Linked DNA regions of Homo sapiens: region 1 is linked to region 2. Evidence: chromatin contacts called from ENCODE Hi-C data. All regions are on one chromosome and are shown on one strand. Each heading gives the region's core, a stretch centred on a gene start or an enhancer-like site at or near the end of the contact. The rest is flanking DNA. Distances are from core to core; before and after follow the strand shown.

Evidence for each region. A loop is a pair of places that touch in the nucleus more often than their neighbours do. Pooled maps may share reads with other maps.
Region 1: a map of CD4-positive, alpha-beta T cell shows a loop between it and region 2 (10-fold over the local background). The contact joins the promoter of LMAN1 here to the promoter of STARD6 in region 2. A Hi-C loop is called at or near these places in 2 of 168 maps with a recorded cell type or tissue (CD4-positive, alpha-beta T cell and CD4-positive, alpha-beta memory T cell) and 9 of 50 pooled maps.

Annotation. Positions count from the first base shown.
Region 1 is chr18:59,356,551-59,360,908 of GRCh38, forward strand. LMAN1 (lectin, mannose binding 1) reads right to left here and starts at 2,715. Exons shown (of 13, transcript NM_005570.4): 1 at 2,481-2,715. The coding sequence starts at 2,694. RefSeq lists enhancers at 2,130-2,229, 2,240-2,289, 2,480-2,669 and a silencer at 2,700-2,999.
Region 2 is chr18:54,354,912-54,359,449 of GRCh38, forward strand. It overlaps STARD6 (StAR related lipid transfer domain containing 6), which reads right to left and starts at 2,947. Exons shown (of 8, transcript NM_139171.2): 1 at 2,881-2,947; 2 at 1,450-1,533. It overlaps C18orf54 (chromosome 18 open reading frame 54), which reads left to right and starts at 2,995. Exons shown (of 9, transcript NM_001288980.2): 1 at 2,995-3,164; 2 at 3,863-3,959. RefSeq lists enhancers at 3,499-4,010, 3,512-3,581.

The DNA.
Region 1 (4,358 bases), core at 1,465-3,964, 5.0 Mb after region 2:
GAAATACAACTGTAACTGTAATCTCACTTTACAGGTAGAAAAAAGTTGACAAAAAGGAAAGCTGAGATACTTTAGTAGGATCAGTCACTGTTCACTGTTACTTACAAACATTCAAAGGATGGGGTGTGGGCATCATGGAAAGAGACTGAACACAGAATCAGAAGACCTAGATTTGAGTTCAACTTCACTGACACTTACTACTTATGTATCCTTTTTCAAAAACCTTAACCTTTCTGAACATCAGTTTTTCATCTATAAAACAGATAACACCCGCCTTGTCTACTAAGGATCAAATCAGAGAATGAAAGTGAAAGAACTCTGAGAGCTATAAAGGGTTACAAATTATCATTTTTTGCCCTTATGGCCTTAAGTGTACTAAAGGAACATTAGAGTTAAGAAAGAGAAACACCATAGATTTGGTCTTAATTTGGGGTTGAAGGTAAAGGGCTGTGTTTAAACTAGATCTTAAATTTCTCTACTTTTTTTTTAAAGTAATGAATTGCAGAGCAAAACGAAAAGAAAAAAATGATCAATGTAGTTACAGTGAGGCTTATGCAAAAACTACAGTGACAATGAAAGCAAGGGATGTCTATAGCAGAGATTCCCAGAGCCAGTAGCCAGATAAATCATGGCTAAAATACTAATACTTTGTTTCAAATTCATTCTAGCCACACGGCTTTAATTTACTGGTACATTATCTTGACATTTCTGCAGCAGAATAGATTAGTTGGTTCCGGCTCTGTAAAGGAAGTCAAGGTAGCTGATTTGACTAGTTGATTAACATTCCTAATTGGCTAATGTAGTGTATGTGAGTGTGAGAAAAAGAGAAAAGGGATAGAAGAACAGGCAGGCAGTGGAGAGGTGTAGAAGTGAAAATGTGTGAACAAATCCATCACTACTGAATAATTCATCATCCCACAAATAGAAACAAAAACTCCAAAAACTTGTGTTTGATATCATTTGCATCACCTTTGTGTATCAAGAATAGAGATACCTTGATAACAAATGCCCAGTAATATACCCTTGCTGCATGGGCACATAATAAATGACTGCTGAGTAACGAAATAACTGCACTCTACTTCAACTACTTAATGACTTGGTCATTAAGTCAAATTAAAATCTATACCTTTCAATTACACATTAATTTGAGAGAAATAGCGCTTCCTAAAAGGGTGCTTCCTATTCAGTAATTACTTTCTAGAAATGAAACATTTTGTTTCAAGAACTGGATAATCTAAAGTGATGTATAAAAACCTTATATAAAAGATTACTTATGGGGGAGGTGGGAGGGATAGCATTAGGAGATATACCTAATGTTAAATGACTAGTTAATGGGTGCAGCACACCAACATGGCAAATGTATACATACTAACCAACCTGCACGTTGTGCACATGTACCCTAAACCTTATAGTAAAAAAAAAAAAAAAAAAAAAGATTAATCACACACAAAGATAGAATTCAAACTGCCAGAGCTCCTCATCTCATATAAAGGCATTTGCCACTTGTTCAACGGGTATATCTGATGGTCACTGAACAGAGCTTATGTCATGCCAAGTGCTACGATTGACTCCTTAGTCAGCAGTGACACATCAGCACTAAAAAGTGCAGATATGTTTTCTTTCACGTAAGTAAATGCTCTAGCAAGGCTCTCTTATCTACAAAAGTGCCAAACACAGAGAGTGAATAAAATATGAACCCAAGATTATTTCAATGCTTCCAATTTTTTTAAAGGGCTAAAAATGTAATGCTATTCTTAGTCTCAGGTTCAGAAACAATCAATCCCTAAAAATATATCCCTTCTCCTAAAAAGTTACATAATGTGTTACTACGAGAGAAAAGATCAAAGACCACACCAAGTCACTGAGAGGAAAATGTGTAGTTCCAACAGTATAAGAATGTCTTCTGACATACAAAGACTTAAAAAATTACTCTAATACTACTATATGCCATCTCAGGAGCCGTCAGTGGGCATGGGGTTCAAGCGAAGCATTAACCATTGCTAACACCGGAGCAAAGAAATCGGGGATCGGGGGTGGGGGGTGGAAGCGGGAAAGGAAGTAAGGGGGCTTCTAGAACATGTCTCAGGTTGGGATGGCTGGGGGTAGGGCACATTTCTCCTAGAGACGTGGCGTTGTGAAACATGATACCTAGAAGCAAGTTTGAGTGCTAGGAAGTGTAGGAGGTAACCAAACACCTCTAGATCCAACGGAAAGTACCGACGAGATCAAAGAAGGGAAGACAGCAGGCGGGTGAGAGAGAACAGAATGGGTGAGGGAAAGACTCGGGGACAAGCGGAGGGAACCGTGCGAACCAGGAGGGACCCGGCGGAGGGGCTGCCAGGAGGGTCCCCTCCACAGCGCATATGGTGTGCAGCTGCTGGAACGGGAACCTCAGCACACCAGGGTAGCCGCGGATGAAAGGCGAAGAGGCAGCAGAAGGGGGAGAGGAACCCGGCCCCCAGCCCTCTGCTCCGGCTTACTCCCCGCGTGGGCCCAGAAGGGCACGGTCCCGTCGCTCTGCACCAGGTGCGGCCCCTTGAAGCTGTATTTGTACTCGAAACGGCGATGTGGCAACGCGACCGCGGGGTCTCCTCCCACGCCGTCGCCCCGGACGAAGCGACCGAGTGACAGCAGCAAGGCGCAGAACAGCGGCCGAACTCTGGCCCGGAGACCCCTTTGCCTGGATCCCGCCATCTTGGATTCTGGAACGCGGAGGAGGGCGGGAGAGGGAGGGGCGCGGATGGCTGCGGATGGCCAACAGGGCGCTCGCTGATTGGCAGAGCCCGGGGGACCCCCAAGGGCAAGGGGTGAGCCCCGCCCCCGGCCTCCGCTTTCCGCGCGGCCGCACGGCCAGGAGCAGCTGTGGGCGGGGCCACGCGCAGGGGGCGGGTCTGGGGCGGTGCGGTCCTTCGGCCCCGCCCACCCTCCGGGGGTGGGGAAAGGACTCCAACCTTCGCTTCCCGCGCGGCAGAGTGCGGGAAGCGCCGATGGGTCCTTACCTGCAGGGAGCTTTCTCCGGCTTCTTAGAATACCTGGGAGCAGGAATTGGCTAGCCCTAAGACCTCTGGACCCAGCCTGTACAAAACCTTTTTAGTATATTAGAAGAAAGGTGTTCCTTTTGATGTGACATCAGTTTTTCAGTGGCACAATCCCGAATGCTTATGGTCCCAGCCCACTGAGCTCTACCAAGCTATGTTAGAGCGTTGCAAACTAGAAACCAGCACCCACGGGGTTGTAGGATGCCTTAGGATTTATAAGTTGGTGTCGGAAAGAGGGTTTCTGTGAATTTGTCAGCCAGCCTTTACATCTCAAAATTTAATTCCAAGAGCTTTCCAAATTTTGAAACCATGGCAAGAGTGCATTCAAATGAAACTGACTTTGGTTTGGTTTGGTTTTGGTGAGAGGGATAATGTGCTATGGACCCAGGCGTCTGTAGAACCTGGACATTTGATATAGGATCGGTCTTCCACTCAATGAATACGTTCTATATTTTAAAGGGGACTCCTCTTTCCCTTGCTTAGGAAAAAATATCGTCAAAATATTCATGGTAATCCAAAGTTTTGTTTTTTCAAAAATGTGTCATGATGAGTTTTTCAAGTCCAAGAAACAGCAGTATGATTTATATTGTTTTTACACATGGCTTTTTATTAGCTCTGTTCGTGTGGGCTACATGAACGCCACACTAGCCCTAGGGACTCAATACCCGCATTACTTAAACTTATTTTTCATTAACTTCCCAGTTTTGGAAGTTGAATCCCATCTTCGGATTCATGGGCCATTACTGTTAAATCTCTTTCTAGTGCTCAAATAAAACCTTCAAGTTGAATATGGATTTAAGGCTTTCCGCCTGCTAGTCTCGAGATGTAATTTAAATGAAAGTACCATACTTACTGCTATCTCAGCAGCAGCAGTAACAAACATTTATCCACTGTATGGTGTATGTGCGTCATTGCCCTGGACTCTCCATGGTTTTCAACCCATAGGATTTAATCATTTTATTTTCTTTGGTTCTCTCATTGCTCTGGCAACCAGCTCTATGCCTTGCACAGAGTGAAGATTCCATAAATATTTGTTAAACAAACATTAATGTTATAAAAATGGCAAACACTTACTGAGTGCTTTCTGTGTGTAACTGCACTAAGCCTTCAACATATGTTAACTTATTGAATGCTGACAGCAGCCCTCTAAGGTAGATGCCATTAATATTTCCATTTACAGATGAGGAAACAGAAGCATAGATTAAATAATTTGCCCAATGTCACACAGTAAGTGGCAGAGGTAGGTTTCAATTCCAGCCATTCTATCATTGAAGCCTTCAATCTTAAGAACCGTTTTATGTTAAACATTATGTATATTAA
Region 2 (4,538 bases), core at 1,697-4,196:
AGGATTAGATGAGATGATATGCTTAAGGTTCTATCCAGTGCCTGGCATGCGATAGTCATTCAATAAATAATTTTAATTTCTAACAGTTTAATCACACGTCCTTTGTCTTGTGAAGCATTATGAGCTGTTGGTTATGTGTTCTTGAGGATTATTTAAAGTGCGTAGCAGTGGCACTACACGATCTGACCCCTGGCTTCCTCTTCAAATATACCTCCTACCAGTCTTCTTCTTGTCCACTTAGCTCCAATCATTTGATCTCCTGGCTGTTCCTCACATACAATAAAGCAATTTCTGACTTCAGGTTCTTTGTACTTGCTGTTCCTTCTGCTTGTCACTGTCTTCTGCAATGTGTTCATATAACTGACTGTTTCATAGGTATCTTTGCTTAAATGTCACCTCCTCAGATAGGATCAAGTTTAAATCAACTCAATTTAAACACATTGAACCCTGCTTGAAGTTAGAAACTGCAATGGACTGAATGTTTATGTCTCCCTAAAATTCATATGTTGAAATCCTAACTCCCAGGGTGATATTAGGAGATGATTAGGTCATGAGGGCAAAGCCCTTATGAATGGGATTAGTGCCCTCACAAAAGAGACCCCAGGGAGCTCAATGGCCCCTTCTTCCATGTGAGGACACTGCCAGAAGTTAGCAGTCTGCAACCAGAAGAGGGCCCTCACCAGAACCTAACCATGCTGGCACCCAGATCTCAGACTTCCAGGATCCAGAACTCTGAGAAATAAATTTATTGTTTACAAGTCATTCAGTCTTTGGTAATTTCTTATGGCAGCCCAAAAGGACTGAGACAGGCACTGTGGTAGATGTAGCAACAACAGTTGAGTAAGATACTAGACATAACTATTACTGCTGTGAATGAGTTCCGGAAGCTGCAGTCTCACTGGTCCTTCGGGTCATCATCCAGCTTTCAGTTAGGGGAAGCTGGCAGGTAAGGTGAAAACAGAACTGGATTCAAATCCTGACTTTGTCACTTAGTACAGCTATATTATTTTGGATAAATTGCTTAACCTTTGAACTTCAACTTCCATATCTATAGAATGGGGATAATAATATCTATCTCACCGAATCATTATAAGGATTAGTTGAGTTAATATATGTAAAAATGCTTTAAACAGTGTGGAGCCCTATACTAGGTTATCAAAATAGTTAGTTTCTCTTTAAAAAAATGGACACATATAAATCCATCATTTAAAAAACTCTCCAAAGATCTGCTTCCTTAAGCACTTAAATAAACCTTCTTAAAGTTTAATTATTGGAACATTTCTTCCTTAGCTCTCACTTAAAACTCTTCAGGTTGGATCATAAATCTATTTTCTCTTATTTAATTCTCCAGCAAGGCACAACAGGTAGTTGATAGTCTCTATATTTGAAAAGTTTTAGTAAACCATTATTATAACCTCCTCTTTCCTAGCAGAGTCCTGGTTTCTTTACCTTTCCTGACAGATCTAATGCAGAATTTTAGTAACTACTGGGGCTCCTCTCCAAATCCTTGTGGAAATCTCCATATCTCTTAACCTGTGAGGAAACAAGGCAGAAGTAGAATTATTTTGATCCATGAATTAGGTCAATATATTTGATAATTTTCTTTATATCTTCTCAGTGTCCTTTATCTATACTTTGTCTTCATTAGGAAACATTTGCTACATATATGCCCCAAGATGAAAGAAAAATATAGTACAAAAAACTTTAAAAGATACTGTTTATAAAAAGAATCTTTAAGAAACTATTTTAAAGGAACTCAGTTTAAAAAGACACTTAGGTGGAACGTGGATACAAAAATTTAAGTTTTTAAGCTTACGTCACTAACAATTAACAAGGATTGTTAATCCCCGACCAGGGCTCGTCTTAGCATATAAAACACCGTTCTTGATTTCCTATTGGAAACCTACTTGATATTAATTGATCTAGAGACTTTGAAGATTATTGGGACATACCACTAGCAGGGTATGTCTTATTTTCAAATCACCAACTATTACTGCCACAATAGACCTGTGTTTAACCACTAAACTGAACGTTATAGCTTCCGGACTTTTTCATTTGCTAAGAGAAAAGGGAAGGTAAAATTTAGTAGGCTACAAAGGGTAAAAAGAAGAAAGTGCAAACAGTAAGACTACAATTGTATTACATGGTGGTGGAACGTCGGATGAGCTGGAACATATTCAGATGGACTCATGGTCAAGGATATCTTCACTCATAGGGTCAGTGGAAAATAAACATAAACCAACATTGGGATGGCCTCTTTTTTTGATACACCAATTGGTTGAAACTGGATTCCTTCCAGACTTACAGACAGGTTCACACATGTTAGTGAGTCTTTACATCTGTTTGTACAATGACCCTCTTTCTGAGCTGCCTGACTGGGTCCCCAATCCGTGCGGGGTCACTGCCATTCTTCCCTGGGAATCAAGGCTTCCTAGGAGTTTGTTAAATCCCATCCCTGGCTAAACTCGGGTCTCCAATCTCCCATCTGCTTTGTGTGTGAGAGGCTCCGGGGTGTGAGAGGAAAGGCACTGAAGAGGGAGTGAAAGAAGTGGTGAGGGGGGACTGCCTACTAGCTGAGACGATATCTTATTTTTGGCGGGGGATGCTCTGGAAGCGGGGAGGCTGAACTCACTTGGAAAAACTGGAGCTGTGGGGCAGACTCTCAGCGACCGGAACGACAGCCGCCAGCGCCCTTAAGTCTCCCTCCCCACCCAGTCCCCTCCCGCAGACCCCGGGGCCGGCTGAAGGGAGATCAGCAAGTCCCCGCGCAAACTGGCCGAGAATAGCTGTGACGGAGGTTGGAAGGGCGTGGGGGGCAGCGACTTGGATGCAGCCCACATCCCCCCATTCCCAGCCCCAGAAAGGAGGGAGAAACAGCACCTTCCAGCAGGGGTCGCGACCTAACGCTCAACAGCATCCTCTCTTCTCCGGCCGCTCCCTCATCTCCGCTCGCGCCCGGCGCCCCACTGCCGCGCATGCGCACCGCAGGCCGGCGCCATGTTGGGGCGGTTTGAAAGCGAGCGCGGGTGTCGAGCTCTGCTGTGACTGCGGAGGAAGCTGCGAGTGAGCCGAGCCTGAGGCGGGGCGGTGTCCGGGTTGGGGATGCTTTGTGGTGTCTCGCGTTGGGTAACAGGCCTGAGCTTTCGGCGGAGAGCTGTGGAAGTGTGCGGTTTTTGTTTTTGTTTTCCTTTATTTTTATTTTGGGGCCTTAGGGGTGAGTTAGGACGGAAAGGAGGGTGTCTTTTCGAGGGTTGTCCCATCCTGTGACAGCCGAGAAAAGGCGAAAGGAGAGTGGCGAGGAAAGAGGAGGAGACGTCTCCTGAGGGAGGGCGCTTGTGGAGTCTCTGTGGAAGGAAGAACACTGTAGGGGGAGTGCCCCCTGGGCGAGGGAGGGTCGCGGGACGCGGCGGAGGGGGCTCACACGGGCGTCTGCGGACCTGAGGCGGCGACAGGAAGGGGCTTGCGCTCTGGGGCTGTCGCTTCGGAACACTTCTCCTTCAGTCCATTGCTGCGCTCGCCCTGGCTGCTGAATAAATGGTTTCGGAGTGAAAAGCATCTCACTGAAGAACTTGTCTGTGTCTGTGACTGACGGGCGGTGGAACACCAAAGGGAGGGTGTCGCCTGATTGGGACTGGAAAAATTGGAATTCAGGGCGCCCGGGGTAGGGGAACGATGCGCACTGCTGGAGACGGGCGACCTTCGCTGGCCGGTCGGTGGGTTCCTGGTTTTCTGCTGCCGAGTAAACAAACGTTCCCTTTCCTAACTTAGCAGTCACAGAGCTATTTCCAAGAGTTGTTCTTAATTTCCTGTGCGATATTCCCATTGGCTATTTAACACTGAACATTCTGTTTTTGAATCAAAGTTAGTTAAAATTTGTTGTCAATAAGTTTAACATTCTGTTCTTCCGCGTGATGGATTTTCTTTTGGAGATTCGAACTGAAGCCTGTACGGAGGAAATGGTAAGATATATGGGATTTGCATGAGATATGTGGGGTTCAAAATAATCCTGTGGCTGAAGTGGGGAGAAGTGGGTGGGTCCCTACCCACTTTAGCTACAATTGGGGTCTGTTCAGCGATTGTTGGAAGCAGGATGATGAGTACATAGGGGTTTATTGAACGATTCTACTTTTGTATACTCTTTTGGGGAAAAGTTGGAAAACTTTTCATAATGAAACTTAAATTGTGCATTTTCTTTTTGTCTGTCCTGTGAGTTGAAATAACTAGTAAATGTTATCACCCACTTACGGAGACCAATACAACAGCTTTCTCTTTCAAGGTTTTGTAAAATAAAATCAGTAGCCTGTTCGGCATTCAAAGACAGAAAACATTTGGTCAGGCTTATCCAAACAAATTTACTTGAGTGAGTTTAAACTTCTTTAAATAAAAGGGATACGAAAAAGGTAAAGCTGGCTTAGTTTAGCCATTCGTCAGAGATATACCAGTATTACAGAATTCAGATAAATCAATGAGACGAAACAACTGTTACCTTATGTTCTGCCATTTGCACTGACCACGGTCAGATCTCTTGTAATGGCCAT